Regions from separate parts of the Homo sapiens genome. Here regions 2 and 3 are each linked to region 1. The links are chromatin loops, found by intact Hi-C in ENCODE. Cell type or tissue: PC-9. All regions are shown on one strand. Links, peaks and the distances in the headings refer to the core of each region. The heading gives the core; the rest is flanking DNA. Region 1 overlaps MACROD2 (mono-ADP ribosylhydrolase 2). Region 2 overlaps MACROD2 (mono-ADP ribosylhydrolase 2). Region 3 overlaps MACROD2 (mono-ADP ribosylhydrolase 2).

What was found. Hi-C counts contacts between places; a loop is a spot of excess contacts. Peaks named below come from ENCODE experiments on the same cell type or tissue, not always from the same donor. Only the 100,000 strongest peaks of a DNase experiment are listed, where the experiment ranks them.
Region 2: it touches region 1 in a loop (13-fold over the local background); 3 of 110 quality-filtered maps call a loop at or near these places.
Region 3: it touches region 1 in a loop (8-fold over the local background); 2 of 110 quality-filtered maps call a loop at or near these places.

What each region holds. Positions count from the first base shown.
Region 1 is chr20:14,706,404-14,716,663 of GRCh38, forward strand. The region is part of intron 5 of MACROD2 (mono-ADP ribosylhydrolase 2); the gene reads left to right. Among named protein-coding and RNA genes, the nearest start is that of MACROD2-IT1, 160 kb to the left of the region's middle. RefSeq lists an enhancer at 8,941-9,442. In PC-9, for the core only: no CTCF peak of the experiment used is centred there; a DNase peak (open chromatin) is centred at 6,098; H3K27ac peaks cover 479 bases.
Region 2 is chr20:14,770,131-14,780,390 of GRCh38, forward strand. All of the region lies in intron 5 of MACROD2 (mono-ADP ribosylhydrolase 2), which reads left to right. Among named protein-coding and RNA genes, the nearest start is that of MACROD2-AS1, 150 kb to the right of the region's middle. In PC-9, for the core only: no CTCF peak of the experiment used is centred there; a DNase peak (open chromatin) is centred at 5,841.
Region 3 is chr20:14,957,341-14,967,600 of GRCh38, forward strand. The region is part of intron 5 of MACROD2 (mono-ADP ribosylhydrolase 2); the gene reads left to right. Among named protein-coding and RNA genes, the nearest start is that of MACROD2-AS1, 33 kb to the left of the region's middle. In PC-9, for the core only: no CTCF peak of the experiment used is centred there; a DNase peak (open chromatin) is centred at 6,131; H3K4me3 peaks cover 329 bases; H3K27ac peaks cover 789 bases.

The DNA of each region.
Region 1 (10,260 bases), core at 1,201-9,200:
ACATGGATGCTTTGGCTCTGGTCTTCACACTCTGTGAGATGAGGACCAGCCCTTGTGGCCTCTGACTTCCAAGACTTCAGTACCTGAGGGTATTATTACATATTTTATGAGTTTAAAAATTGAGGAAACTTTTTTCCCCTCCAACAGTGAAACATTCTATTTATCATTTGTTGAACCTGTCTAGTGAGTACTGATTTTGTAGAATACTTCCCCAAAAGCTGATTTTCCAGATTCAGTTCTTTTCAAACTGCAACCAGCCCGGCTGGGCAGACAGCCCTCTCCTTTTGCTCCGCTTTATTCTTCCTGAATTGACTTTATCACTGTCCCTCCAGCCATTTCCAGGATTCATCACAGATTATCTCTGCTTGTTGGCAGAAAGCAAGCACCGCCGAGACTGAAGGGCACAATTGCCGAAAGGTTCTTCTTTCAGTTCAGTCCTCATTCTAATTTTTAACTTATTTGGTGCTGCTGTGGAAAAGCTGTTTGCCTGAAATATGGTAAATAAATAAATAATATCCTACATATGGAGTCCATAAAATAGGATGCAGAAAGCTAGGAGCTCAAATTTAGATCCAAGGCAGTAATTCTCCTTGCTTCTTTTTCCGCTTCCCTTCTTAGCCTCCCTTTTCTCCTTAAATGATCAGGCTGAATGGGGTTGTCAGGATTGAAAGAACAGGATCCCAGATTTTATAAAATTGTTTACTCCTCTCTGTTTGAAATGTGTAACTTTGCAGAATTGAGTGTAATTCCAGTCATCTCCTAAAAGGCTGGGATGATGGCCAGGGCGAATGGGCTTCCTGACCTTTTCTGTGTGGAGAGGCTTCACGGAGGAGCACTGAGGGCAGAAGACACAGAGCCAGTCTTCCATGGAGGCGACCCATAGCAGCGGGATCCAGCAATGTGTGAAGTCATGCTGGTTTTACATATGAACCAATTTGAATAGAATCCTTCATTTTTTTTACATAAATATTACATCTTAACCTTTTCATAGAAGAGCCTCGGTTTTCTTTCCAAAGGTATAAAGGCGAGGTCTGTGTTTCCATAAGCAGAGAACATTTATCCTCTGTCCTGCCTCCCTCTAGAACAAAATCCATTGCTGTCTTAATTTCCAGTTTTGATTGTAGCTCTCAGTGTGAGACCTCCCAGTGCTGTAGAGTGTGTTTCCTCTATGAGGCTCACTCACCACAGGCATAAAGATCGGGGTGAATTTCCCAGCCGCCTACATCCGGGAATCTCTCATTCGGACTCAGCAAGATCATTTTTATTTTTGACCAGAACCTTATAAATAAATCACAAATATATAAATGTGATAGGGAAGGCGCCCATCACAACTATTTGTTCAAACAAATCCTGGGCCCAAAGAAGGAGTGAAAAATTAACTTCCTATCACTTTATTTTAGTAGTTCATACTGACAGCAAATATTTAATTATCCATTATTTTGAATTCCACATTAAAATAATACTCATAAGGTTTGGATTAATAGAAAATACTCATATTTATAATAGTTAGAGCTTTCCAGATACATAGAGGCAATATAGTCTAGTGCTTGGTAATTCCCTAGAGTTGGAAACCTTGGTTTAAACCTGGCCTTTACATCAAACAAGCTATGTGTGCATAGGAAACTCTGAGCTCTTTGTTTCAGTTCTCTCATCTGTAAAAGAGACACAACAATAGTGACTAACTCACAGGATTGTTCTAAGGATAATATGAGATGATGTGTAACACATACAATACCTAAAACTTGGTAAGCACTGTTAACATTAACTAGTAATAGCATTTCAGTCTCTTTTCTGTTCATTACGACATTTAATCTTCCTGATAACCTCTTATTATAATATACACTGTGGTAGACTAACTTTGCTTTAAAGGGCCAGATAGTAAATATGTTCAGCTTTGCCAGCTGTATGGTTTCACTTATAAACACTCAACTCTGCCAGTATAGTTCGAAAGAAGCCAAAGGCAATGTAAATGTAAGGGTGTGTCTGTGTTCCAATAAAACTTTGTTTACAAAACTAGGTGTCAAATGAGATTTGACCTGGGGACTGTAGTTTGCTGATTCTTGACAACTCTCTACTTGCTGTTACAAATAAGAACATGAAAGCAGCTTGGTTAGGAGATTGACTGTGAGAACATTGCTACTTAGTGGTATATTTCAAAGTAATATCCATTTTTTTAAAACTTATTTCAGGGCTTTTCTGCACAACTTTTTGTTTGTTTGTTGCTTTTATTTTGAGACTGAGTCTAGCTCTGTCACCCAGGCTGGAGTGCAGTGGCACGATCTCTGCTCAATGCAACCTCCCCCTCCCACGTTCAAGCGATTCTCCTGCCTCAGCCTCCCGAGTAGCTGGGATTACAGGTGCCCGCCACCATGCCCAGCTAATTTTTTTGTATTTTTAGTAGAGACGGTGTTTCACTTTGTTGGCCAGGCTGGTCTCGAACTCCTGACCTCGTGATCCACCCACCTCGGCCTCCCAAAGTGCTGGAATTACAGGTGTGAGCCACCGTGCCTGACCTGAACACCTGTTTTTGATGGCAATTTCTTATCTAGTGATCATCTGCAATGTCTGAGATATAGACTTATGTACATCATTGGTTAGAGTGTGGGTTGATGTGAGCAGTCTTCTTTGACTTTGTTTTATAGCCAAGAGTTCAGCTTTAAATACTGAGCAAACTTCCTGCCAGCATGGATTTTGGTTAGAAAAAGAAATGGGCAAAAGTAGATGCCTGTTTCAATCCTGACTGAGGAACAAATGTAGCACCTCAAAGCATTTCTTTATACTTATACATTTCTTTAGGTTTTTTATATAACACTAAAATACTTACTTTTTTTTTTCAGTCAAAAATATATTCCTGAGTTCTAAATCTTTAATTTGGGGGACATGGATCAAAATTTTGAAATTTTGGTTGTAAAAGACACCTAGAGGGGCACGAAGTCTGTGGCTTGTGCAAAATCTTTTACACATGCTTCAAGGATGCACACACATATACAAACACACACTCTCACACACTCACATAAGGTAAGGAGGGTGTTTGGGTGTATAAAAGCAAACAGTAGAAGCTGCCTCAAACCACTGTATCCAGTATATATCCTGATCCAACATATATGTATTTAGATTCAAATTTAATAGGTCTGGCGTCAAATTTCTGAACCCATCACAAAGTAGAAGCAATAAATACAAAAAAGGCATATTGTTCATAAAGCGTGACTGGCTGTAGCAAGAGATGACAGCTGACCTTTGGATACTAAACTAGCCATAAAACTGAAAAATCATGCCATGATACCTTGTTGAATCACTTCTTAAGTAAAGGTTAACTTACATACATTACATTCTGATTGTTTAAACAGAAACAAGTGTAGTATCTTTTAGGATTAGGTCATTTTAAATTTATTCTGACAATTAGAAGTTTTGATTCTTCAATTTGTTAAATTGAGTTTTCTGGAAAATGTACCTCTTTCTGAAGTTGAAGTTGGATAAATGTAGCAATTCCACATGTTCATCAATGTGTTACAGCCTAAAATTCATCTTTTAAATGAGAATATTAATTTCATGTTTATAAACATATTTTCTAATTGATCAACTGTATTTATTTTTATTTATATATTTCTCCATGCAAAATAGAAATAGCTCTTTACTCAGATGAGTGATACTGAATCTAATATAAAAGCAAATTTGTATAGAAGAAATCCAGGGACAGCAGCGGTCAGAAGATAATTCACAACTTGATGAGGTAAACTACCTTGAATACCCCTGAGAATGAGAGAGTAAGCAAGGAGACCTCGAGTGGCCAAAGCAGAGATTTCAGTTATATTTACTGGACAAAATGGACACCATAATCAACAGGGAAACACAGGATGTACTTTGGGTGAGTGGTAAAGTTCTGCCCATATGAAGGCATACTCCCATTTATTTGCTCAGTCTTGGCCTGGTGACAGGCAACAAATATTGAATAAGACCCTTTAAATGAATTTTCAAAAAATGAAGTTTAGTGATTTAAATAGCATTTAAAAAAATCAAATTCATAGTAAGGGTGCAGTAAATATTTGGTTTACAGTTTCATCTTGCATACTGTGGAAAGACGATGAGCATGGAACTTGTTATCACCACGTAGAATTCCTAAAATAATTGTTTCAATAAATACGGAATAGTAGCTCAGGTTTCAGATTTTTACATGTTATTGACTGAGCCTCCCTTTGGGGAAAATTTAAAAGTTAAAAGATCTCTTTTAAGATGATTCAGAAATGCAAGGTTTATTTAACATCTTCCTCATTGCCATATTGTGTTCTGTTGTTTTCCTCATATCATGTAACTTATTATCATTTTTTATTACTTAGTTTCATTTTTACTTCCTTTACCTACTCACTCATTAATTCTTACTGCCAGTATTTTAAAACCTTTCTGCAAAAAAACACATGCAACTGCACTGGGTCAGTGTTTCTCCTGATTGATAATCCACTTTCCACCTCCACATCTAAGTATACAATCATTGATAAAAATGAAGCCCCCATGGACTCTTCTCCTGAGAGATCTCATTCTTCCTGCTTATCAGCTTCTGCCCTCTGTCTGAGGGATTCCATATTGGCATCTCCGAAATGGAGATATTTTCCTATCAGGTGTATTGGAGTTAAAATTGAGAGAGAACATGCAATCATTTTTATCTTTTCCTGAATCATATGCAAGTTTAGCACCAGGTCGAAAATTCAAGCTTAGACTTGTTTGTGCTCTAAAGATTGAGAAAGTTGCTCAGATTGCTCTGGAGTGGGTCATGAGTTTTCTTCCTGGATTTTTGTTCAACACAGATAGCCATCTTTGATTTATTGGAACCTCTTGCTAGAGCATAGTTATAACTCCCAGAGAATCCTTTTGAAGTCAATTTCAGCTTTTTCATATTCAAGGAAAAGAGGAATAAATCATGTATCCATTTTTGATCTGTAGTTTTTCAGGAATCATTCTCAATGTTGTTGAAGAAGTTAGAAAAGCCCAAGCTAATCACTGTATCATATAGGTTTTCCGAAGGCAAGGTGTAGAAATTTTTAGTGTTGTTTAAGCAACCCATTTATTTTGAAGTATTGAAATGTTATTAATCCTAAAGACCAGGTGATAGTTTATATATTCTTGAAGGCTTTAAAAATATAATTAGCCTCTCTGTTACAAATTGAGTCCACATTCATCTTGGGGCTAATTTATTTCCTTTACAAAACTAACGAGTGTTTGTCTACAGGATCAGTGAACTAAATCTAAATGGGGGCCAAACCTTCAACTTCACCCTCTGGCAACTCTTTTTCCCATTTTCAGAACTCTTCCAAATCCCCCGCCCCAGCCCCAGTATTTCCAATTGACTTATAGAAACAGTTGCATTGTTCTTTTGCCCAAATCCCAAGCATTCCCCAGAGAGCTGTTTTCACTTTCTTTAGAGCACTTACAGTTTATCTCTGTAAGAGAATAGTTTTGAGTTTGGCACTTAGTCTGTTTCTTTTTCATTCTAATAGGAATCGCCTTAGAGCTAGCTAAGTCCCTGTTAGTCAGCTTCTTAAGTGCTGACCAGACTTCTTCCATCTGTATAGAACACTCACTTTTTCACATCAGAGGTTTAATGAAACTAGAAAAGAAAACTCTTTAAAATAACAATAATAATGAAAATCTCTAATAGATTCAGGCAACTTTACATATATCTTTTCAAGATTGGGTCAATTTTGCAAAAATTTTGAGGGTTTTATTTTTTAATATGGCCTCAGGTTAGAGTCACACAAATCAGTTAAAAAATATATTTCTTTGAGTTGGAAATACACACTTATTTCATCCCTGTACTTCTATATAGGGGAGTTATTTTTAATGAGAAAAATTTATAGCTGACTGCCAATGACACATAAAAATTAGTATGCATTATTAAAAATAAATTAAGGCAGAAAGCAGCCAAAGTGGACTTTGTTCTAGAGTCTTGGTAAACAGCCAACAGCAGTGCTCACTTGTCTTCATGTGACATTAAATAGTGCCCGTCTAAAAAGTGATTAATAGATACCGCGGGTTGGAACAGGCTGGCATTCGTCTGTTTCTTACAGCTCCTGATACACGTTGAATGCCCTGCATACCTATAGTTCTTAAGGGAATAGTCACTGTTGAGACATTTAGAGAAGCTGATATCAGATGAGGGCAATCTTGTTTTGGCTATTTTACCACATCTCAAGTATACAAAGTCTACATATAAACATTACGTAATGCCTTCAGACATTGCACTGATTCAAATAGATTTTAATGAGAAAGGCCAACTTTTCCTGTTTCTTGGTCATTCAGAGACTTTTAGGGAGCTTGAATTGTCAGTATCTCCTAATCTCTCAACTATTTTTTTCTTTTGATTTTTAATCTCACTCAGTTAGACTGTTGGGAAGAGAATACAATAGGAGGATTAATGGCTCAGAGCAGAAATGTTTGCTTGTTGGACAATAGGAAGGGAATTTGGTAGAAGTTCTTACCCTTCCTGTTTACATTCAGTAATGTTGCTGGTATATTGAAAAGACTGTCAATAGTGGGTATATATTTTTTTCAACAGTAATTTCCAACATCTTGTTGTTAGGTGTTCATCAAAATAAGAAAGACGGAGAAAGAAGAAAACAGAGACAAAAAGAAAAAAGATAATGGATTTGAGAAGTCAAGTCAATTCAGTCACAATATGGGAGTAAAGGACAGATTAAAAGAAGTTTCTTGTGTGAGTGTGTGTGTGTGAATGAGTGTGAAAATGCGTGCATGGGTACATGTGCCTTAGAGTAGAGGTAATTGGAAGACTTGAGGAGAAATTACTCACTTTTCTTTTAATACCAATGACCAGACAGCTTGCCAGGTGCTCACTCAGATTTGTATCATATCTTTACATACTGTCTTCTGGATAGGTACAACTATCCCCATTTTTCAGATGAGGACACAGAATCTTAGAGAAATGAAGAACTAGATCAAGATCTGTTTGAACGTAAGTGGTTGAGTCAGGATTTGAATACAGGCTTTTTGTTTTTATCACTCCAGAGTCTCTTTTTTCTTCCTTGGTAAATCCAGACTTATCACTGGAGATTCTGGTTCAAAATTACTCTGGCAGTTTTACCACCTAATATATGTTACTCCAAGAATTTTCCAAGTCTGATTAAATAGATTAGGTGGAGTCCTCCGAAACCCTTTCCTGATTTCCTGGGCCAAGGTAAAGCATATCTCAGAGCAAATTTTAAACAGTACTTTGTCATTGAAGACCTAACTATATATGAAGCATTGTGTAGGTGCTGAGAAAGGCACAGAAAAATATACAATAGGGCACTTGCCACCAGTGCCTTATTAATTAGATAAAGAGATAAAACATACACCTGTGAAAAGCTAAAAAAATTACTATTATCAATTGACAATTTGGCATAGCAAAACAAGGCATGATTAATTGCCAGATAACACAAAATGCATGTGGTAGAATTTGAGAGATCTGTAATTGGACTTCAGTGGCCTGATAATTCTTAATGGAAGCGGTTTAAGCTGGAGGGAAAGGATGGGCAGGATTTAGACAGGGAGAACAGAGGTGGGAGATGAATTCAGGCCTTAACAAAAGTGTAAAGAAGAGCAGGACAGCAGGAGGCTGGGTTGAAGGACATAAACAACAGGAAGGTAAGTAAACTACTTTGGACAAAGTGGGGCTCTGCATAGATAGGAAGTGGAAAAGCAACCTCAAAAATAGGTTGGGCTCAGGTTTTCAATCCTGAGTGCCAGCATAGACTGAGCCTGTTGCCATGGGTACGTGGAAAATGACAGAGTCAGTATTGCACTTTGAGAAGATTATTCAGGAGGCAGGGTGCAGGATAGAGGACGAGTGTCTACAAATAAAGAGTGAGGCAACACATATGTCCATCCTGCATTGGGCCACACCAAGAACCTACCATGTGCACCTCTCACCACCCACTGGCGCTCAGACTGCTGCACACAGTAGCCCCCAACTCATCTACCCAGATCCACTTTTGTCCCCATCCACTCTGTTCTCCACAGTTTCAGCCAGAGTGATCTTTACAAAACATAAATTATTGTCACCTCCTGCAAAAGATTTCAACGTGACCCATAAATATATTCTTATTTTTTCCTCCATGTCCTATCCCTCAACATGACCTACAAGACCTGGCCTCTGCCTTCTCTTCGGTCTCATCCTTCACCCTGCTCACTCTTGTTTTCTAGGCATGGTGGTCTTTTTAAAAACTGTGTCTCATTCTTTGTGTTCAACATGCCCCCTCTCATGATAGGGACTTTGCTGTTTCCTCTTCCTGGCATTCTCTTCTTTCCCCTCATTGTCTTGTCAACTCCTACTTATCCTTCACATCAACACACTCTAATTTCAAGACCTCCTTGACTAGGTCAGATCCCCTTATAGAAGGGTCTCACAGCTCCAAGTAACTATCTCTCCTTTGCAGCTTTTATTACATGTGCGGTTTCACCACTTATCTAATAGTTAATTCATGTTTCTTTTCCGCAGTGTCCACAGTGTTTTTGTTCTTTATTTAATTCAAGAATCTAGCTCTTAGTGGACTCTCAATAAATATAATATAGTGGAAACAAAATAATATGTGGTTAAAATGTAAGGTGTTGTATTAGTCCATTCTCATGCTGCTAATAAAGACATACCTGAGACTGGGTAATTTATAAAGGAAAGAGGTTTCATTGTCTCACAGTTCAGCATGGCTGGGGAGGCCTCAGGAAACTTACAATCATGGCAGAAGGGAAAGCAAACACATTATGCTTCTCATGGTGGCGGCAAGAAGAATGAGAGCTGAGCGAAGGGGGAAGCCTCTTATAAAACCATCAGATCTCATGAGGACTTACTATCACAATAATAGCATGCAGAAAACTGTCTCCATGATTCAATTACCTCCCACTGGGTCCCTCTCACCATAGGTGGGGATTATGGGAACTACAGTTCAAGATGAGATTTGGGTGGGGACACAGCCAAACCATATCAGATGTTATAAAAATTTCTATATTTGAAGGCCTCAGCTATTGGCAACATTACTTAATTTTAAATACATTTGGCACTGATTTTAAAAAAGTGTTACATAGTATTGGAATTATTTTCAGAGGGCTGAAGAATCCTTCATACCTTGGAGAGTGAGTGAGCACTCTTTAGCAGGCCTCTTGTGCTTCCAACCTAAATGCAGGCAAACGTCCTGTTGGTATGTAAAGCTGCCACCCAAATGCAGAGAACCTCTAGAGTGCATGCTGTTCTCATTCAAACTGTCCCATCTGTTCAGACATGGTCAAGCTCTCTGAGCCCTGGGAGAACGAAAACAGGCCAGGATTACCAGTTTTTACAGATTTTAACGTGAGGCTTAGGGTCTGTGGGCTAAAAGGTTGATTGTAGTTTTTAAGTTAAACATCAACAGGGGCTGAAAAGACCCTAAAATTACATTTGGGAGTCATACAAAGACAATACAGCTCCAACTGCATTACTCGGGACCTTTTTGCTGCTGAAACAGAAAAAATGATAATTAACCAATCAGGATGAAATGTCAATTTGAGAGGAAGGTAATGTGAAATTTTCCTAAATCATCTAAACACCAAAAAATCTGTTACATCTGATTTCCAACCTGCTCTGTTGCTATGAAAACTTACTCTCCACTCAGCTCTCTGAACGCTACATATTCATGCAATTATAATTCTTTCTGAAAGATGGACTCTGTAATGATATGAAGGCGTTTTCCTTCAGTCTGCCTAGAGTTTTTCCAGAGCCACTTAATAAGAGCCATGCTCTTTTGGAATTATTTTGCTTTATCCACATTTTTCTTCATGATCCAAATAAAAGATAGTTTTTTAAATGTGAGGTGGCAGTTGTCTTGGGATATATCTCTATGGCATTTGCTAAATTAAAGCTCATCTTTTCAAGCCCAGTCTTTATTTTGTTTTCCTATAGTTTGCTGGCAAAATCAAAGCCCTTGCTTCCTTACTCTTGCACTGTGGAGCAGACTGGTAGGATGATCACAGGGGAGTGAGCAGGCTTCAGTGGTTCTTAAAAAGACAATTTCCATTTCCTTGGCAGAGGGACCCCATACTGCGCTCCAGCCAATTCTTAATTCTTTCTGCCATTGGTTCCGAGGGGCAGGCTTTTGTGGGGAGGGATTATTTGTTTCTTTAAAATCCACCGTGGTTCTTTTCCCTCCCACCTTTTCCCCTTTCTTTTGTGGCCTGGAACAATACAATGTTAGCGATTCAGTTTCTGACTTGCAGAGAATCCATCTATGCTTGGAAAAATGCAGT
Region 2 (10,260 bases), core at 1,611-9,610, 64 kb after region 1:
GTATGAAAGGACACATACGAAAATGTGTTTATCTCTGGGTAGTGGAAATCTAAGTAGTGTTTACTTTTTTTTTCTTTTTGCCTATTTATTTACTATTTTGTGTTTTGGATTATGCTGTGGTGAACATATGTTACTTACTGCATAAAAAGTAAGAAAAACTGTTCAGGATGATAGACCCATCTTCAAATAGGGGACTACAGGAGAGGGAGGTGGTAGAAATTGACCATTCTGTAGGGGGACCATTCTGATTTTAGGATTTCTCTTTTTAGCTTTGGTAAAAATAAACAAAAAATAAAACTATGTCTTAAAATATAAGTATAAAAACTGTGTTTGTTCTATATGTTTATACTGAGGTTCAAATAGCTCTCGTAGATTTACACTTTTTGAGTGACTAATCTCTACATTTTTAGTCTAATTTTTTCATTTGCTTTTTGAACCAATATAGGTGATATTCACTTCTAGAATATTTTATGATGATGTCTGTATCACAAAATAATAGTTAAATGCATTGCGTGCTGACTAGATCTGACTAGATTCTAGGCCTATTCTAAATACTTGGCATGTATTTACTTGCCTAATTCTCACAATATCCTATAAGGCAGGTACTATTATTTTCTCTATTTTACATCTGGATGAAGAACCTGAAGCCCACAGGAGCTAAGTCTTTATTGGAAGTTGTAAAACCTGTGGTAGATCTGGGATTTGAATCAAGCAGGCTGGCTCCAGTGCCATACAAATATGTGTCACATATGCTACATTATATTTTCATATTTACCAAAGATGTTATGATGGTTAATTTTCTGTGTCAACTTGACTAGATCATAGGGTGCCCAGATATTTGGTTAAATGTTAACTCTTGGTGGCTTTATGATGGTGTTTCTGGATGAGATTAGCATTGGAATCAGCAGACTGCATAAAGCTGATTGCCCTCTCCAATATGGGAGGGCATTGTCTGATTGACTGAGGGCCTGAATAGAACAAAAATGTAGAGGAAGGGAGAATTCACTCTTTCTGCCTGATGGCTTGAGCTGGAACATCAGTCTTCTCCTGTTTTGACTGGTACTAGACTTATATCATCAGCCCTCCAGTTCTCAGAACTACACTACTAGCTTCCTGGGTCTCTAGTTTGTAAATGGCAGATGGAGTTTTTTAACCTCCATAATTACGGTAGCCAATTTCTATTGGCTTTGCTTCTATGGAGAACCATAACACAGATTTGATGAATGAAAATGCTCATTTAAAATGAAAGGAAACTTCAAACACCATATTATAATTATAACTATAAAGTAGGTAATATATTTTTAATAGAAGAACAAAAACACCCAAAGAATTTTATTTTCACAAATAGCTTGTAAAGAGGTTTAAAATTTTAATTTGTATTTTTTTCTCTTTTTGTTAATATGTGTGTGACACATTTTGTATGAATGTCACAATATACCATACCCTAAAATACATCATTTTTGTGCCACTGGTTAATTTAATATTTCTTTTCTTTGTAATATTTATCCAAAAATACACACACACACACACACACACACACATATATATATATATTTAAACATATATGTTTATACTTATCCTATACACACACACGTTATACTTATCCTACACACACACACACACACACACACACATACACATATGGTGTATATATGTATGTGTATATATATATGTATATGTATGTGTGTTTGTGTGTGTGTAGGATAAGTAATTCTTTTTTTCTTTTTTGTATGTAACCCATAAAATAATTAGAACGTGCAAACTCACTCTGTGTTTTCAAAGGTCCAATTCATTATCACCTCACACCTTTTCAGGAAAGACAGTTATCAAAAGCATCTCAAATTTAGGCTTTCACTGTGTAATGTCAAAGTTCAAAAAGCAGGAAAAGAAATTTATGCTTACAAACATCTCATGGTGCATGACATTTTAAAAAGCGTCCGCCATCCTAGAAAGAGACAATAAATGTTTTTACACTTTAATCTTTAGACTGTTAAAAATTTTCACACTAATTTCCTTTCACAGGCCTAAAAATGTACTTTTCCCCCTCTACCATTTTTTCCCTTATTTATATCATTTTATGTTGGCCTCTTTCTTTTCACTTTCTTCCATTCTTTTATCTCTTTCATTTTTCTCCTTCTAATAACTTTTTATCCATACTAATAATATAGATGAAGATAGTATATGTGTATTAGTTCATTTTCACACAGCTGATAAAGACATACCCGAGACTGGGAAGTTTATATAAGAAAGAGGTTTAACTGGACTTACAGTTTCATGGGGCCAGGGAAGCCTCACAATCATGGTGGAAGGCAAGAAGGACCAAGTCACATGTTATGTGGATGGCAGCAGGCAAAGAGAGAGCTTGTGCAGGGAAACTCCCGTTTTTAAAACCATCAGATCTCCTGAGACTCACTCACTATCATGAGAAAAGCATGGGAAAGACCTGCCCCCGTGATTCAGTCATCTTCCACTGAGTCCCTCCCATAACACGTGGGAATTATGGGAGCTACAAGATGAGATTTCGGTGGGGACACAGAGCCAAACCATAGCAGTACACAAAAGGTGTTGCTAAAGATTTTTAAACATAAATTGACAATACTTTTAATGACAGTGAGTCAGTGCTATTTTTCAAGAATAAAAAGAGAAGCAATGCCAGATTTCCCCCAGTGACATAAAAGAGAAAAGTAGTTATTCCAGAAAAGATTGTATTCCAGTTTCTGGTAAAAGAAAAACTGACTAAAAAGTGGCTTAAACAATTTTTTCTCTTTCTTCATATAACAAGTCCAAAGGTAGGCAATTTCTGGTATTACTTTAGCAACTCCAAGACATCAGGGTCGAGGTCAGTATGATTCTCCTGACTTTTCCATCTAGTGGTGAAGTGGTTGTTTCAGCTTCAGCCATCACACCCACATTCAAGGTAGGATGAAAGAAATCACATTTATCAGGACAGAAAAATGGCGCTAGAAATCCCCTGCAAATTTCTATATGAGCTCACTGCCTCACCCATGCTGCAGGGCCAATTCTAGCTGCACAAAAGACTGAGCAGTATATTTTTGCCACTAAAATTGCCAACTGAATAATAAATCAGGTTTCCCTTAAAAGAAAATGAAAACTGAATATCTGATAGATGTATTACTAGATATTTCTATGCAATAAATTCTCCCAAAATCTAGTGGTAAGAAGCAACAAACATTTACTATCAAGCAGTTTCTTTTTCTTTTTGAACCCTTTGACCAACATCTCATTTCCCCTATTTCCCAGCCCCTGGTAACCACCTTTTCACTCTCTGCTTACTTGAGTTTGAGTTTTTAGACTTCACATATAAATGAAATCATATATTTGTCTTTCTCTGTCTAATTTCTTTCACTTAGCATAATGTCCTGCAGGTTCTTTCATGTTGTCATGTTATCACAAATGGGAGGATTTTCTTTATTATGGCCAAATAATATTCTATTATGTATACATATATAAATGGATATAGAAAATAGGATGTGTATATATGTCACATTTGCCTCTTTCATCACAATATGCCTCAAGTGATAGAGTGACTCACCAAAGGGCTTAACTCACATCTAATATATAGTTGACTTCATTGTACAGTAAGTCTGACATCAAGTATGGTGCCTGTTTTAATTTGCTAGGGCTGCCATAATAAAGTACCACAAACTGAATGGCTTAAAGAACAGAAAATCATTCTCACCCATATTAATGTGCACACAGATTGAAGTGTCCTTATGTGATGTAGCTATACTTACTTTTTGGTGTCAAACATCTTAATGTCTTTTTTAAAACTATGAGTCAGTGAGAACTACCACCTGATAGGAAAGCATATTTAGATTCTTTTTCAAACAAATCTCATTGGGTCTAATATATAATAGTTTTACAGATTGTATGTCTTATCTTTATAATATACATTTACTTGATTACTGGTGTTTTTATCCCAAAGTTACAGTTCTGTTTGTTATCATTTGATATTATCATAGAGGAATAGCCTTTAAAGACCTTGGAAGTAGAGTATTACTGCAAGGTTTGAAAGAAAAACGGCAGCATTAAAGAGTGTCAGCTCTTATATGTATATGCTTTTTAGGAACATAAACTTAGAACATTAAAACTCTTAGGTCATACTTGTCAATAAATGATTTTTTTCTCAACAGTACTTTATAACCTTTTAGAAATTTGCCAACAGGTGACAATACTCCCTAACAGTCTGCTAGAAGTGTCAGAGCTCAGGATATCTGCTTTTTAATTGCCATATTCAAGGTCTAATTATTTTCTCTATATTGGGGTAAGAGAACTGTAATGAGGAAGTAAAATCATTAAACACCAGTGAGTAAGGGAACAGAGTCTTCTTGAATTCTGATGTGAATTAGCTTCCCCAGCAGAGCTTTGGCTGTGGATAATTTCTATCTGAATGTCTCCTTCTCAGTTATTTGAGAGGACACATAAAATATAAAGGAAGACTGCTCAACTCTTGTGGTCTTTAAAGAGAAGGGAAGACAATGGATTAAAAGGCTATTATTACATCTAGACTTATAGACTGTTAATACTTAAGAGTTTATTAACCTCAAAGTGTCAAAATGTTCTATAAATGAGTAAGATACTATGTAAATCAGGCTACACATATGATAAAAGTTGTCATTAGAATAAGTGGCCTAGAAATATATAATACTACACAGTTTTCATACTTTTTGAATTCATAGAATTTAGACACTCAGATTCCTTTAAAACCAATTTTGCTGCTTTATTTATTATTTATCATATTGCCTTTCACAGTTATTCTTTTCTGTAATTCTCAGCTGTTTTAGAAAACTACCACAATTACCAAACTGTCTCAAAAGCAAAATTTGTTGCTGTAGCTACTAGAAGGCTAAGAAATCACAAACATTTGATTCTGTAAGAGTCTATGTGTGTGCCTGAGTGTATCTCATGCATGGTTTTATGATAAAGCATGCTAAATAAATTGTTTATATTTGTGTTTGTGTGTATATGTTTACCACTTATGAAAAGAACATACCCAATGGCAGAGATTGAATTAAGTGCTTTCTGCATGATCTCATTTTTCCTTATGACAATTCTTGAATGAAGGTATTGTACACATTTATTAGCTAACGCGGTGGGCTTAGCAAGTGGCTGTATTAGTCCATTTGTCTTGCTGTAAAGGAATACCTGAGGCGGGGTAATTTATTTTAAAAACAGGTTTATTTTGGCTCATGGTTCTGTAGACTGTATAAGAAGCATAGTGGTGGCATCTGTTTCTGGTGAGGGCTTGTAGAAGCTTACAATCATGGCAGATGGGGAAGGAGAGCAGGTATTTGACATGATGAGAGAGGAAGCAAGAGAAAGAGAGGGAGTACCATATTCTTTTTTAACAACCAATTCCCACGTGAACTAGCACAGCAAGAACTCACTCATTACTGAGGGGAGGACATCAAGCTATTCATGAGGGATTCACCCCCATGTCTCTAACACCTCCCACCAGGTCACACCATCAACACTGGGGGTCACATTTCAACATGCGATTTGGAGGGGACAAACATCCAAACTACATCAGTGGTTTAGCTGGGATATGAACCTAGGTCTGCCTGTCTCTAGAGACCATTCATGTAAGTACATAGAAACCATATTCTTCCTTGCCACTAGAAAAAACCCTCTAGCAATTTTTGCCAATGTTGATTATAAAAAATTTTATATGGACCCATAAAGAAAAGAGCAAATTTTGAGCCTCTCTGGGAACTGTGAAAAAAAAAGATCTGTCCTCATATCAACCTTTGACAATTCAAAGAGCAAACAGAAGATTGGGTTACTTCTGTGATCACACTGATAATTCCAGCAGGCAAATCTTAGTCACAACAAGTCCCTGGAGTCCAGCCAATCTGGCTGCTTTGATGCTAGGCTCAGTAGAACTGAACCAAATGTGCGTGGGAAAGAGAAGAACCAGATATTGCCATGACTGCTCATCAGTCAGGATTTCAGAGACTGAAGAATGCAGACTGAACAAACCTGAACCCATACAGGAAAAATGAACATAGTAGGAGCAAACCATCGCCCTCTCATACAGCATAGGGAGGGATTTTCTGGAGCCAAAGAGTGGGTTTGGGGTTTCGTAGTCCAAAGTCTGGACTCAAGGGAACCTCAGATAACCAGTAAAAATGATCATCCATATCTTGGGTCTCCTAACAACTTGACATGAGTAGTTTAATATGTTGAAACTTCAGTTTCCACCCTTGCAAAATGAAAGTTATATTGTTCTCTTCCAAGGCTGTTGGTGAGGTTGAATGAGATAAGGTTGATGAAAGGAACCTCAATACAGTGCCTGATACACAATAATGACAATAATTATATCATAATCACAGTCATAATCACAATAATGCCCTTTCTAGCCACATATGGCAGAGACATTGGTGCAGTGGTCCTCAAACATACGGGTCAGATTTGTCGCTCAAGTCTGTGATCTAATGACATGATGAACCCATTAGATGCCTCCCTATCATCTGGATATTGTTCCTTGCTTTTTCCAAGATCTTTTTGAAGATGACAATATATTTTCATAATATTTCACTATTTTAAAAGCTTTCTGTTGAGCATAATATACATATTGGAATGTGCAAGTATCAGTTATACTGCTTGATGAAATTTTACCAGCTGGATGTTTTTGTAGCCAGTACCCAGTTGAGAAACAGAACACTTTCTCCAGTCACTATCCTCCCGCAATGAAGTGTACCTTGGGCTAATAGATAAGTTTTGCCTATTTTCCAAATTTAAATAAATAGAGCCATATACTCTGTATATGTTTACACCTCACTTCTTTTAGTCAAGATAATGGTTGTGAGATTCATAGATTCATTCATGTTTTGCATGTAGTCATGCTTTGTTCTTTTTTATTGCTATGTAATATTCTATTGTGTGACTATACCACAATTTATCCATTTTCCTATTGACGGGCATTTGATTAGCTTCCAGTTTGGGGATATTATGAATAGAGATTCTATAAATATTCTTGCACATGTCTTTAGTGTACAAATGGAAGCATTCTTGCATGCCTAGGTTTGGGACTGCTAGGTCATAGTATGCATATGTTTAGCATCTTTTCGAAAGCAAGGGTATCATTTTACATTTCCACCAGCTGTGTACTGGGTTGTTTTCAATGATTATTGTGTGTTAGGAATCATTCTTCCTGCATCACGGTTATTTTTAAAGCATCCACCTGAGAAAAATGCAGCTCTACTAAGGGCTGGTTCTTGTGGACATTAGATCCCACCAAGATGGCTGAGAGCAGGACGTGCCCTATGATATGTGTATGTGTTAGAGGCTGGAAAGCTATCAGAACCATGTACCTCTGCTGCTGTTTTATGGCTTCATATATTTTGGTGGCAGTCCTTAACAGCTGTGGATTTATTTTTCTAATGTTTGCTTGGAAACTGAAATGAGTTTGAAAGCAGCCCGATTCATATAGACCACACAAGTAAGAAGAAGCATATTAGATAACACAAATATGGGCTAGAGTGGCGCCAGAGAACAAAAAAGAAACAACTAATGATTAGGTAACTAGTGGACCCAGGCATGAAATTTAGTAATATGCTGTTTAAACATAAAAGGCTAAGAAAAACTTGTTTGAAATTGTAGAAGTGTCTGACAGCTAGTGTAAGGAATGTGTGAGTTTCCACGCTGACATCCTCCCATACCAACAGCAGTTTCAACTTATCAGGTGGCCTTCAATTTTAGCAATGAGGAGAAAAATGGGTAATAAATATGAGATCTTGTGTTAATTCAAACCATTCACAAATCTCTTTATTTTAGGGAAAGTCACGCTAAAACCACAAACCAGCAGGAAGAAGTAAAACTTTCAATAATGGGTTGAGCATCGACTGAGCTTGAGGCCTGACACGCTGCATTCCCATTTTATCCTCAAGCCAGGCCAGTTGTGTGTTTTCACCAACATGTTTCCCACAGATTGGTCCCAGAGATGCTAAGTCACTTGTCCCAAGTTCCAAAAGTTTGTGAATGACAGAGCCATTTTCAAATTGAGGTTGAGCTGATTCCTCACTGCTTCATGTTGCGAGAGAGAAGTAATAGGGAAGTAGTATGATTTGGCAGTAAACAGCAGGCAAACTATAAAACATTATCTGATGGACGACACAAACGCTCTTTACATCTCTGTCATTGCGCCCTGTCCGGTAGGAGCAGCTGAATGCCATTTGGCTCTTTCACCTTCTGCTATCTCAGGAAGGCAAGCTGAGCTTAGACAACTCCGTGCCTTTGTTGTCCCCTCACCTCATGTCTGTATTCATCTCTGTTCCCTTATGTTGTAATTTTCTAACCTTTTCCCCTCCCATCCAGTGGCCTTATCTGAAAAATGAATCCTCAAGTTGTCCACAGCTCTTCACTAAGACCCGGTCTAGATCCAAAATGAATTCAGAAGGCTCTCAGCCAGCGGGGCAATGTGTGGAATTTATGGTAGTTTGGGGGCGTAATCTTAGTGCAGACAAGTTTCCTTTGCCTTGTTGGAATCACATCGGAGCCATCAAATTATATTGCTTCTCAAGATGCAGTTAAAGTGATTTGGGATGTGCTCCTCTGGCTCTCCCACTTGAAGAGCTTTACTGTGAAGCTTGAGCTTAAGGTAGAGATGAGCTGGTAGGCCCAGGTGAGGAAAGTGGTTAGATTCCTTGTGACATCTGGAATCAGTACTTGACTGATAGAGTTGGACAGTACTTTCATGATCAAGCATTCCAAACACCTCATTTAATGAGGGAAGCTCCAAAAGTCAAATCCAAGAATGCCAAGTTAGGGAGGAGTAAGAGCTAGAATAAAAATCTCTCAATGCATGGTACAGTCCTCTTTGCTTTTTTAAAAAAGTTATTGTAATCTCACAGATGAGTAAAATTAAGCAAAATGAAGCTAGCTGGTTTAACAAACTTCATTGTAGCATCAACCAAAAATGTGTGAGTCAGCATTAAATTGGGCCAGATTTGGGGTGGGAGAAAAAAATGGTCAGATTTCTTCCACCAAAAGGCATCATTAGATGTCTTCATTCCAAGCTCAGAGTGTACATACAGCAATTTGCTGCTCACAGCACGTCCACAGCAAATTATTTCCCTTCGTCAATCAGAATTGTGGTCGTCTAATTTGCCATTCTCAATACTAGTCACGCTTTCACTCTGTGTAAAAATTCAGATTTTCTTCTCTCTTCTTAGACACATGGCACCTTTTACCTGCAAAAGGTAATTGCAGTGACTGTATTGACATGTAATGATATATTCACGAGCTAATCACATTTGCATTTCCTCCGCTTGCTACTGAAAAGCTGCAAAGGAGTCCCTGTCATCATGTGTAGGTCCTCTTCCAGCCCAGCATTCACAGCAGGCTGGCAACACCAGGCATTCAGTCAGCAGGTCATAATGACTCTACCGCTTTCTATTATTCAAAATGGAATTTAACTGGGAACTTCATATTGTATTGTACACTTAACCCAGTTTTCTTATTTGTTATAGGTTTATATTGTTAAGCAGTATGGTAAAAATAAAATTCTATTTACCAAATTCTCCTTAACAGATGGAATGTTTAATAGGCCAATAAATAATAGGTTTTAAAATAACTTACTAATCTTTATATTCTCCGTATTCTTAATATCCTTCTTATCTACTCCAGACCTTTTATTTTAAAACTTTAGAATATCTTAAATAATTACCAGTCAATATTTATTACATCATTATATTCTGCATTTAGCTTTATTGCTTATATTTTAACAAATGTAATAAAGACAATGGCATATGCAGCTTGTAGTTTGTTGCTATGAGCCAGGCCCTGTGTTAAGCAATTAGAGGATCTAAGTGAGTCCTCACCTTAACTGTGTGAAGTAGATATCACTGTCCTCTTTTTACAGATGAAGAAACTGAGGTTCAGAGAGGTTGAATCACTCTTTCAATGCCACACTTAAAAAAGTGGTCAAACCAGGAGTGATGGCGAGTGCCTATAGTCCCAGCAACTCAAAAGGCTGAGGTGAAAGGGTCACTTGATACCGGGAATTCGAGTCCAGTTTGGGCAACTTAAGAGACCTTGTTTCAAAAAAGCAAAAACAAAAATAAGTGGTCAAATTAGGATTTATAATCAGAACTATCTGACATTAAAGTGCTCTTAAAAGTGAAAACACGACTGGGCGCAGTGGCTCACACCTGTAATCCCAGCACTTTGAGAGGCCGAGGCAGGCGGATCACCTGAGGTCAGGGGTTCGAGAGCAGCCTGACCAACATGGAAAAACGC
Region 3 (10,260 bases), core at 1,226-9,225, 250 kb after region 1:
GGAGACGAAAAGAAAACACGTTTCACAGAGTTACTTCTTGGTCTGTTCTGGAATTATAATAGCGAGTACTAATAAGAACAGGCACACTTTGGGACATTGTATGGAAGAGGCTTCTAGTGGCAAAGTGATGAGAGGCAGAGCTGGGAGCAGGACCAGTTCACCAGCCACAGCCCATTCCAGAGAGTCATAGATGGCAAAATAGCAGCTCTAATCGATTGGTAATGGCTGATGGCTGTTTCTGTTGAGAACTCTGAGGCTTAGTCTGGGCTCAGCAGGGAGGAGTGCAGTGCTGATAGTGATGTCTGACCCAGGCTGGAAATAGGCAGGAATAGCGAGAATGCCAGGGATTTGCCATGTCTCTACTGTGGGACAGAACCAGTGTGTAGCACTTCTCTGGGTATCGTTTTACATAGAAATAAATGTATTTTAAATTGTTTTGTTTTTGGAGCATTGGATTTGTCATCTACTTAATATCTCCATCCTTGTTATTTTTTACTTTGGTGTGTAATTTTATTGTACTATGCATCTAATATCAATCATCATAAAAGTTTTATTTTTCAATTACTTTTTTATAATAGAAGTTATATTGGCTCATCCTTTGCTTTTCTCTGACCATATTCTATTAGGTTGGTGCAAAAATAATTGCGGTTTTTGCCAACCTAATAATATCCACTCTTGTCTAGTGCTATTTGCAAGGCTTATCCAGCCTCAAACTGAATTCCACAAAGTGGTTTTGGACTAACTAGACCTCTCTGGAGTCTCTTGTTGAAGTTGAAGTTGAATTCACTCACTTATATTTGTCTGTTTCTAATGTGTATGTATTACCTTCTGTATTTCCACACTCACATCAGTCAGAATGCAAAGGATGCAACAAATTTATGTGGTATTAATCAGTATTTTTCTATAAATGACATCAGAAATGTAAGCGGATGGTTTATAAATAACTAGGACTATCTTTTAAGAGTGGGAGCTTCTTGACATTGGCTCAGGACAATTTCCAGAAAGGTCCAGATTTTCAAACATACAAATAAGAATGTTTCCTTTCCGTTCAGATTTCTTCTTCTTGTCCTGCTTCCAGAGATAGATGAGAAGACAAAGGGTTGAACTGGCAGATTCTACTCTAGTTTAAATGGGGGCACCAAGATTTGCATTTTTAAAACAAGTCCTGGCACTCCCATCCAGGCTTATTCCTGTCCAAGGGCCAAGGTTGTTTTCTTTGGCACTGCATTCACCCTTAGAGCTTCTGGAAGATCCGCTGATTAGCCCGGTTCTACTCTTGCATGTTCCCCATGTCCAGATTCTATCCCTCAGGTACCCCAAATCAGTATGTAACCTATTCCTAATCAGAAATCTCAAGCTTTGCCCTGTAGGCCATTTCTCCTGATTTTTCCATGCTCATTCTAAACAGCAGTAGTTCTCACATTTAAGCATGCATCAGAGTCACCTATAGGGCTTGTTAAAACACAGATAACTGGGCCCCACCCTTAGATTTCAGATCAGGTAGGCTTGGGGTGGGGCTTGAAAATTTGCATTTCTAACACACTCCCAGGTTGTTGATGCTGCTAGTCTGGGGACCATACCTAAGAACACTGCAAAATGTTTCTTTTCTTCATTTCAAGCCCCACCAAACTGAGACTGATTATGTAGGTGTTGGCCTAGTTGCCCTCTAAATGATCTTTATTTATCTAAATAGCTGCTTGCAACATGTAAAAATTCAAAAGGTGAAAAGTATATAAGAATTTTCAGCAGGGATTCTTCTGGTGCCCCTGAATTCTTTTTGTTGTTGTTGTTGGTTTGTTTGTTTGTTTGAGACGGAGTTTCGCTCTTGTTGCCCAGGCTGGAGTGCAGTAGCGCAATCTCGGCTCACTGCAACCTCCACCTCTAGGGTTCAAGAGATTCTCCTGCCTCAGCCTCCTGAGTAGCTAGGATTACAGGCATGTGCCACCATGCCTGGCCAATTTTGTATTTTTAGTAGAGACGGGTTTCGCCATGTTGGTCAGGCTTGTCTTGAACTCTTGACCTCAGGTGATCCACCCACCTCAGCCCCACAAAGTGCTGGGATTACAGGCATGAGCCGCCGCACCCAACTGTCCCTGAATTCTTCCCACCATTCCTGCCAGCTCCTCTTTCCCATCCAGTCCTCTGTCCCACTACCTTTATTTCTTCTTTTTCCCTCCCTCCCCAAATACAAGCAAACCAACCAACAAAAACCCAGAACACACATAGGCTGGAACACAAGGGGATAACATGCCTTGAATTGCAATGCCATAAAGATGTACAACTCTAGGGACGGGATGGCGTCCACACAGAAGCAATGTGAACAATGCCCCCTGGAGTTGTACAACGTGGGGCCTTGTTGAGCAGTACTGTTTCGCAACACATAGTAGCAAGAATCCTCTTTGTAAGCCCTATTCCATCTGCCTGGTTGGTTTTGGCAGGATGGCTGACTAACCCACTAGTGGGAATCCACAGCTAGGATAGACCCTCCAGCTCTTTGGCTGGCTTCTAAAAGGCCACGACTTTAGAAAACCCATCTGTAATACCTGATTTACCACAAGAGGTAGCCTTAGGCCTAGATCAGTCTAGACACTTGTCAGCAGCCCCACCTTCAGTGAGAAGGACTCAGAAAACACTGTCTCATTGGTTTACTCATGGGGAATCTTCCTGGTCCCACCCAAGGAAATGCCTCCTGTACAAATTCTCTTCCCAAAGAGACTAACAGCAAGAGAATCCCAGAAGGGGTCAAAACTCAAGGGGTCATATTCCTGATTCCTTATATTCCTGATTCAGTTTAAATCAACCCCTCAATTTACACATCAATCTGTCTAATCCCTCTACAGCCCTTTGGCTCTTCTCCACACCCTTGGCTGGGAAACTTTCTTCTTCCCTCCTCAGCCAGTTCACACCCTTCATTATTCAGCACATGTTGAAATGAGCATCATCGGAGCTACCACTCCCTGGATGCTTCGTCATATCACTGGGAGAGAAGGTGGAGAATGTTCCCCCAGCAGAAAGCTCCCACACCATCCTGTGTGCAGACTTCCCAGGGGGAGGTCTGTGCTGTATATCTTGTTTTGAAATGTAATGACTTAGTATTTTCCACTGAATTCCCTTGCCTGGTCAGCTTCCACAGCATATCTGTGCTATAGACAATAATGAAAAGAGGGTTTTCGTATGTTTTTTCTTTTATTATATGGAGGATTAATATGCTGCAATGCATCTACCATATTGTGTGCCTTTTTCACAAACATTTTTATTAGAAAGATCAATTCTCAGCCTAGATCCAACTATGATACTTTTAAAATCCTGTCATTATCTCCCCTCTGCTAACGAATTCAGGGGAAGAACAGGTTTCTGGTTTCTCATTATTTCTAGGGGTAGAATTCCACATCAAATATAGAAAAGCATCTTATACATGGAACTTTTTTTTTTCCTTTGGAAGGGGGGCTTCTTCTGTGACACTATCCACACACTTTTTTAGTGACTTCTTTTTCATCAATTAATTCAGATTGTCTGAAGACTAGAAATTGGGGCTTTGGCAAGGGTGAACAGCGATTAAAATATATATCTCCGCTCACATTTCTGCCCACATGGTTCTTTTTCTGAGAGAGTGGTTAGGAACAGTGCTAGTCTTGCTAAAACTGCTGAGTTTCATTTCACACTAATAACACCTGGCATCTTTATGTGCTAAGGATAAATTAAGCACTCAGTGAACACAGGGTAGACATGGGTTTTGCTATGATGTAGCTTATTCTGCACTCATTATATAGAGAGAGAAATCTGTGTTGTGAAAATGTGTGTGTAGGCATGTATGCAACATTGCAAAAAATATTAATAGCTCTGGCCATTTTGCTGATTTTAGATAAAGGTAGCACTATCATATATTCCGATTAGTTATTAATAGAAATACTGAGAATATTAGAGGTGAAATGGCCCTTAAAAATCATGTAGTCCAAAAATCTCATTTTACAGACTGAAGAAATTGAGAACCAGGGTGATTATTTTCAGGAATTATAGAATATATTCTGTGAATTTAGGCAGAATCAAAATAGAACTCAAAGATTTAATACCCATTCCAGGGCACTTTCTACCATACCACGCTGTTCCTCAAATAATAAATAAATTATTCAAATACACGAACATTATGTCATTTTTACAGAATTCTAAGTTGTGTGTTTTTTGGGTTGTTGTTTTGTTTTGTTTTTGAGACAGGGTTTTGCTCTGCCACCAAGGCTGGAGTGCAGTGGCGCAATCACAGCTCACTGCAGCCTAGACCTCCTGGGCTCAAACGATATCGCCCACGGCCCCTCAACTCCCCATCCCACTTCGGCCTCCCAAAGTGCAAGGATTACAGGTGTGAGTCACTGCGCCAGCCTAAGTTAGGTGTTTAAATGATTCTAAGACACACATTCTTTCACATTTTGAAAATATTTTATTTTGAATTTTTAGACTTACAGAAAAGTTGCAAAAATAATTCAAAGAGTTTAAAAAATATACACCTCTCTCATCCCACTCCTTCTAATGGTAATATCTTAGAAAACCATATGACAATTATCAAGAACAAGAAATTAACAATTATACAATATCAATAACTAAACTTCAGACCTTATTTGAATTTTGCCAGTTTTTCTACTAACCTTTTTGTTTGTTTGTTTTTGAGACGGAGTCTCACTCTCGCTCAGACTGGAGTGCAGTGGTACCATCTGGGCTCACTGCAACCTCTGCTTCCCAGTTTCAAGCAATCCTCCCACGTTGGCCTCCCGAGTAGCCAGGACTACAGGCGTGTGCCACCACACCCAGCTAGTGACCTTTTTGTTGTTGTTGTTCTAGGATCTCACATTACATTTATTTGTTCTTAATCTCTTCCAGCCTATAACTGGTTCTCAGTCTTTTCTTAGCTTTTGTGACTTGGCACTTTTGAAGAGTACTCCTCAGTTATTTCTGTACAATGTCCCTCAATTTGACATTTTTTTCTAGAGAGAGAATCTCACGCTGTCACCCAGGCTGGAGTACATTGGCTCAATCATAGCTCACTGCATCCTTGACCTCCTGGGCTCAAGTGATCCTCCCATCTCAGCCTCTCAAGTACACACACATATATATAGTATTTATATATATATATAGTATTTATATATAGTTATGTTTGTTTTGTTTCTGAGACAGAATTTTGCTCTCTCTCTCTCTCTTTCTCTCTCTCTCTCTTTCTCTCTGTCTCTATATATATGTGTATGAAAAGTTACGCTATAACAAGTGTGGAAATACCAAGCAAATAAAAGTCTGTAAAAAGAATACCTCCTCTTCCTCTTTTCTTCCTCCTCCTCTTCTTCCTTTTCTTCATTACTTCTTCCTTCTTATCTTTCTTATTCTCTTCTTTTTTTTCTTTTTATTCTAACCTTTCTTTCTTCTTTTCCTTTTCCTCCTCTCCCTCCTCACCAATGCTCTTTCTCTCGTCTGTCCACTTTCCTCTCTCCATATTTCACCTACTAAAATAGTATTTATTTGGTCCACATTCCCGTAAAATTGCTGTTGTTTGGGGAAAAAAAACTCTAAGGAAACTCAGAAAGCTGTGTTACCCAAATCATTTACAATTTGAGTTGGTTGGAGAATATGCCATGGAGAAAGCCTGTTCGGAGATGATTAGCATGCCAGTCCAATGTCTTTTCCTACTTAAATTTTTAAGATAGTTTAGGACTCCGATAACTATTATGTCTTAGCTAGTGGTTATTCAGAAATAAAATAAAAAAACTGTACCATACTTTTTTTCACCAAGTAGAATTAGCTCAGAGCACAGTGCATTGGGTGTCTGGGCTTCTGGTAGGTGAGGCTGGGATGTGCAGGTAGAGATTATTGAGTACCGTAGTAGTACAGCAGCATCCAAGTTTAAATTTGAGGGTGGGTGTCAGCTTAGAAAATCTGAGTGCTTGCAAGGGCTGAGAATTTCTCCAGCCTTTCCTGCAGCTGTCAGAAGTGCCCTGTTTTGCCCTTCCCTCACACCTCCTCCCAATAATTCTATTACTCAGGGGAAGGAGACCTGGGAGGGTGAAATGACTCATTATTCTATTAGACAATGGGACGCTTGGGTTTTGACTAAGGCTGCTCAGACTGCCAGAGTCCCGACCTCCATGGCAATCCAGAGGCACAGGAAATCTGAGATTTAAAGTTGTGAACTCAGTATTGACATGAAAAATGCCACTTGTGTTGTGCTGAAACAGGTATGCTGATTATGTAACAGCTTCCAACACATTCCCTGCCGGTGGTGGGTTTTGATTGACATTTTATGAGCCTTATTACTCTTGAAAACAATACTGAAAATGCCATGACAAGCTCAGGATGGAAATATGAACACACGATCCTCTTCCTGCTGAACTAGAAAATAGCTTTTCGAAATTCTTGGAAGAAAGTGGAAAGTTCTTCATGTAGATTCATAATGATCAATCTCTTTTTGTTTCTTGGGAGGAGAAGGATCCTCAAATCTTATAGCAATTTAGCATGGTCTAGTCCCCAGAACTTTTCTTTGGGCTTCTTACAACTTACAAATAAATGTTGACTTCTAAAGTAGAGAGGGAAATGCATAGGATATCAATGGCTTGATAAATATTTACAGCAATAAATTACAGTTTTTTGCATTCATAGTAATTCCTTGGTAGAGGGAGTTTATTGTTTAAACAATATAGAGATGGAAATGCAGCAGAAATTCAGATTTTTTTCTGTGTTTTTTTTTCTTCTCTGTATAAGGTGATTTTTTTTCTTCTCTGTATAACAAATTTTCAAAGTAGAATGGAGGTTCAAGAATGTCAATGAAATATAAATGGTATGGTGCATTTGCTTTCATTGAATTGTTGGCTCTCCTTAAGTATATTAGGATAGCAAACTCTCTGAATTAGGATTTCAACCTCTTCGATTTCCTTCTGATTTTGTGTAACTAAAATATATAAATGAGACTGCACACAGGCCGGGCGCGGTGGCTCACGCCTGTAATCCCAGCACTTTGGGAGGCCGAGGAGGGCAGATCACGAGGTCAGGAGATCGAGACCATCCTGGCTAACACGGTGAAACCCCGTCTCTACTAAAAATACAAAAAAATTAGCCGGGCGTGGTGGCGGGCACCTGTAGTCCTAGCTACTCAGGAGGCTGAGGCAGAAGAATGGCGTGAATCTGGGAGGTGGAGCTTGCAGTGAGCCGAGATCGCGCCACTGCACTTCAGCCTGGGCGACAGAGCAAGACTCCATCTCAAAAAAATAAAAAAAATAAAAAAAAAATAAAGAGAGACTGCACGCACACTAGCATCCCTGGATTCCAAATACCTATCTGCTTTGTTATAAAATTAATAGTAATAATAGCAGCAACAATGGAAATAGTAGCTAGATTTATTGAGTTCATATTGTTTTTAACTTGTGAACCCAAGCAGTCCCATAGCCACTGTGCTATACTTTAGTGTTATTTTTAAAAATCACGCTCAACTAAAAATGGGAAGCCCAGGCAGCTGGTTTGGTGTCACTTCTCTGCTAAGATGAATGCCCTCTGCACCCTCAAGTGGTGAAGCAGGTATAGGCGGAATACATACAGAATGAAAAACTGTATTTGTGAAACACTTTGAAGGAAAGGTGTTGTGAAAATTGTGTTTTGTTAAGTATTGAGGGATATGGAATTAGAAATAATAGTACAGTTGAGACAGAAAGATCATTTTTCTGAAGCACATGTTTAGTGTCGGCAAAGGTTAAGCTGTTTTTGATGAACCTGTTTTCATGTGAAAATTACTATAAATGGTCAGCAGATACTTGCTTTTAAGGAGCCTACTTCTGATTGGTCAGCCAGATAAGCGTGTATGTGGTGATTGTTAAGAAGCAGCTGGTGTCAGTTTAAAAGAATGATGTTCTATCCTCTTCCGTCTTGACCAGTCTGAGAACAGTAACATCAATATTTGAAGTTATATATTCAATATTCATTACAATATTCTGAAACTAGTTGTTCATGGAAATATATCGGTAACTTAACACAATTCCAAATGCCATTTTTTATAGTTATACTTTTTTGCTGTTTCTTAAAATGATATTACTAGATCCATATTCTAATTGTTTCCAACCTAGGGACGGCTAAAAGTTATTTTTTTTTCTTTTTTTTTTTTTTTTTTTTTTTTTGAGACGGAGTCTCTCTCAGTCCCCCAGGCTGGAGTGTAGTGGCCCGATCTCGGCTCACTGCAAGCTCCGCCTCCCGGGTTCACGCCATTCTCCTGACTCAGCCTCCCTAGTAACTGGGGCTATAGGCGCCCGCCACTATGCCCAGCTAATTTTTTTTTTTTTTGTATTTTTAGTAGAGACGCGGTTTCACTGTGTTAGCCAGGATGGTCTCGATCTCCTGACCTCGTGATCCACCCGTCTCGGCCTTCCAAAGTGCTGGGATTACGGGCGTGAGCCACCGCACCTGGCCTTAATATATATTTTTATAACTTCATCATAGAGGTGATAAATTTTATCCAGTATAAAACAGTGCATTTTAAAAATCTCATTTTGCTTCAACAACATACAGTAACTGGAAGCATGGCTACTGCTATCTTATTTAAACAAGTATAAATAACCAAAATCTACAGAGCAAATTATGGTGCAGTTGAAAAATATGACTACTTTTCAGTGGGGTATGTTTATATGAATATTCAAGGAGATGACAAATATTTACATTTTTCATTCCTCATTATTAAGAACTTGAGAAAACTAACGAGTATTTATTACTCCTGAAGTGAAAGATAATGAGACAAAATCCTGAAGACATTTCTCTTTTGGATAACTGTGGTTTTAAACTCCATAAGCAATAAAGCCACTGTCAATGGAATTATTTTAGATGTTATCTTTTGACGATGGATTATGTTTTTTCTTGTCTTTTTAATATTAATTTACATTTAGTTATGTCATATAGTAAAGCATGCTAATCTTAAGCATATGTACTTGTGTAACCACCTCCGATGAAGATATGGAACATGCCTATAATCCCAGCACTTTGGGAGGCTGAGGCAGGGGGAGCGTTTGAGCCCAGGAGTTTGACACCAGCCTGGACAGCATAGTGAGACTCCATTTCTACGAAGAATAAAAAAGTCATTAAAGCATGGTGGTGCATGCCTGTAGACCCAGCTACTCAGGAGGCTGAGGTGAGAGGATTGCTTGAGGCCAGGTTGTCAAGGGTGCAGTGAGCTGTGATTGTGTCACTGCACTCCAGCCTGGGCAACAGAGCAAGAACCTGTCTTCAGATGCTTCTTCATCACCCTTCTCATTTCATCCTCTCTTCCCGTACAAAGCAGCCATTCTTCTGAGCTCTGTCATCATCCATTAGTTTTGCCTGTTCTTGAACTTCATGTAAATAGATTCATACTATATGTTCTCTTTTGCATCTAGACTCTTGCTCAACAAGACATTTTGAAGTAATCTATGTTGTTGCATATACAAACAATTCATTTTTTACACTACCATGTAGTATGCCATTGTATGTACAGGCATTTTTTTATCACTGTTGTGCCAATGGGTATTTGAATTTTTCCTATTCATAATTTAACAATTATGTATAAAGCTGCTATGAACATTCTTGAAGCTGTCTTTTCATGAGCAATTACATTCACATTTCTCTGAAATATATACAGGAATTGAATTGTTTAAACAAATAATTTATGGTATGTGTGTAATAGTGGATATGTATTGATGGGTGTGTACTGATATTTCAATGTGGTTTTAATTTGCATTTCCTTGAAAAGAATGACATTGAATACTTTTTCATGTTCTTATCAGCCATTTGAATCTTTTTTTGTAAATGCTTCAAGTCTTTGCTGATTTTAAAATCAATTTCTTTCTAAATGATTTTTGTTAGTTTTGTTTGTTTGTTTGTTTTGAGACGGAGTCTCTCTCTGACACCCAGGCTGGAGTGCAATGGTGCCATCTCTGCTCACTGCAACCTCCACCTCCCTGGATCAAGCAATTCACCTGCCTCAGCCTCCTGAGTAGCTGGGATTACAGGTATTTTTAGTAGAGACGGGGTCTCACCATGTTGGCCAGACTGGTCTCGAATTCCTGAACTCAGGCAATCCGCCCGCCTCGGCCTCCCAAAGTGCTAAGATTACAGGCGTGAGCCACCGTGCCTGGCCGGTAGTTTTGTTTGTTTGTTTGTTTTTGTTTTTTTTGAATGCTTTGGATTTGAGTCCATCATCAGATATAGACTGTGAATATTATTTCTCAGTCTGTGTCTTGCCACTTCACTCTCTTAGTGTCAACTTTTGATGAA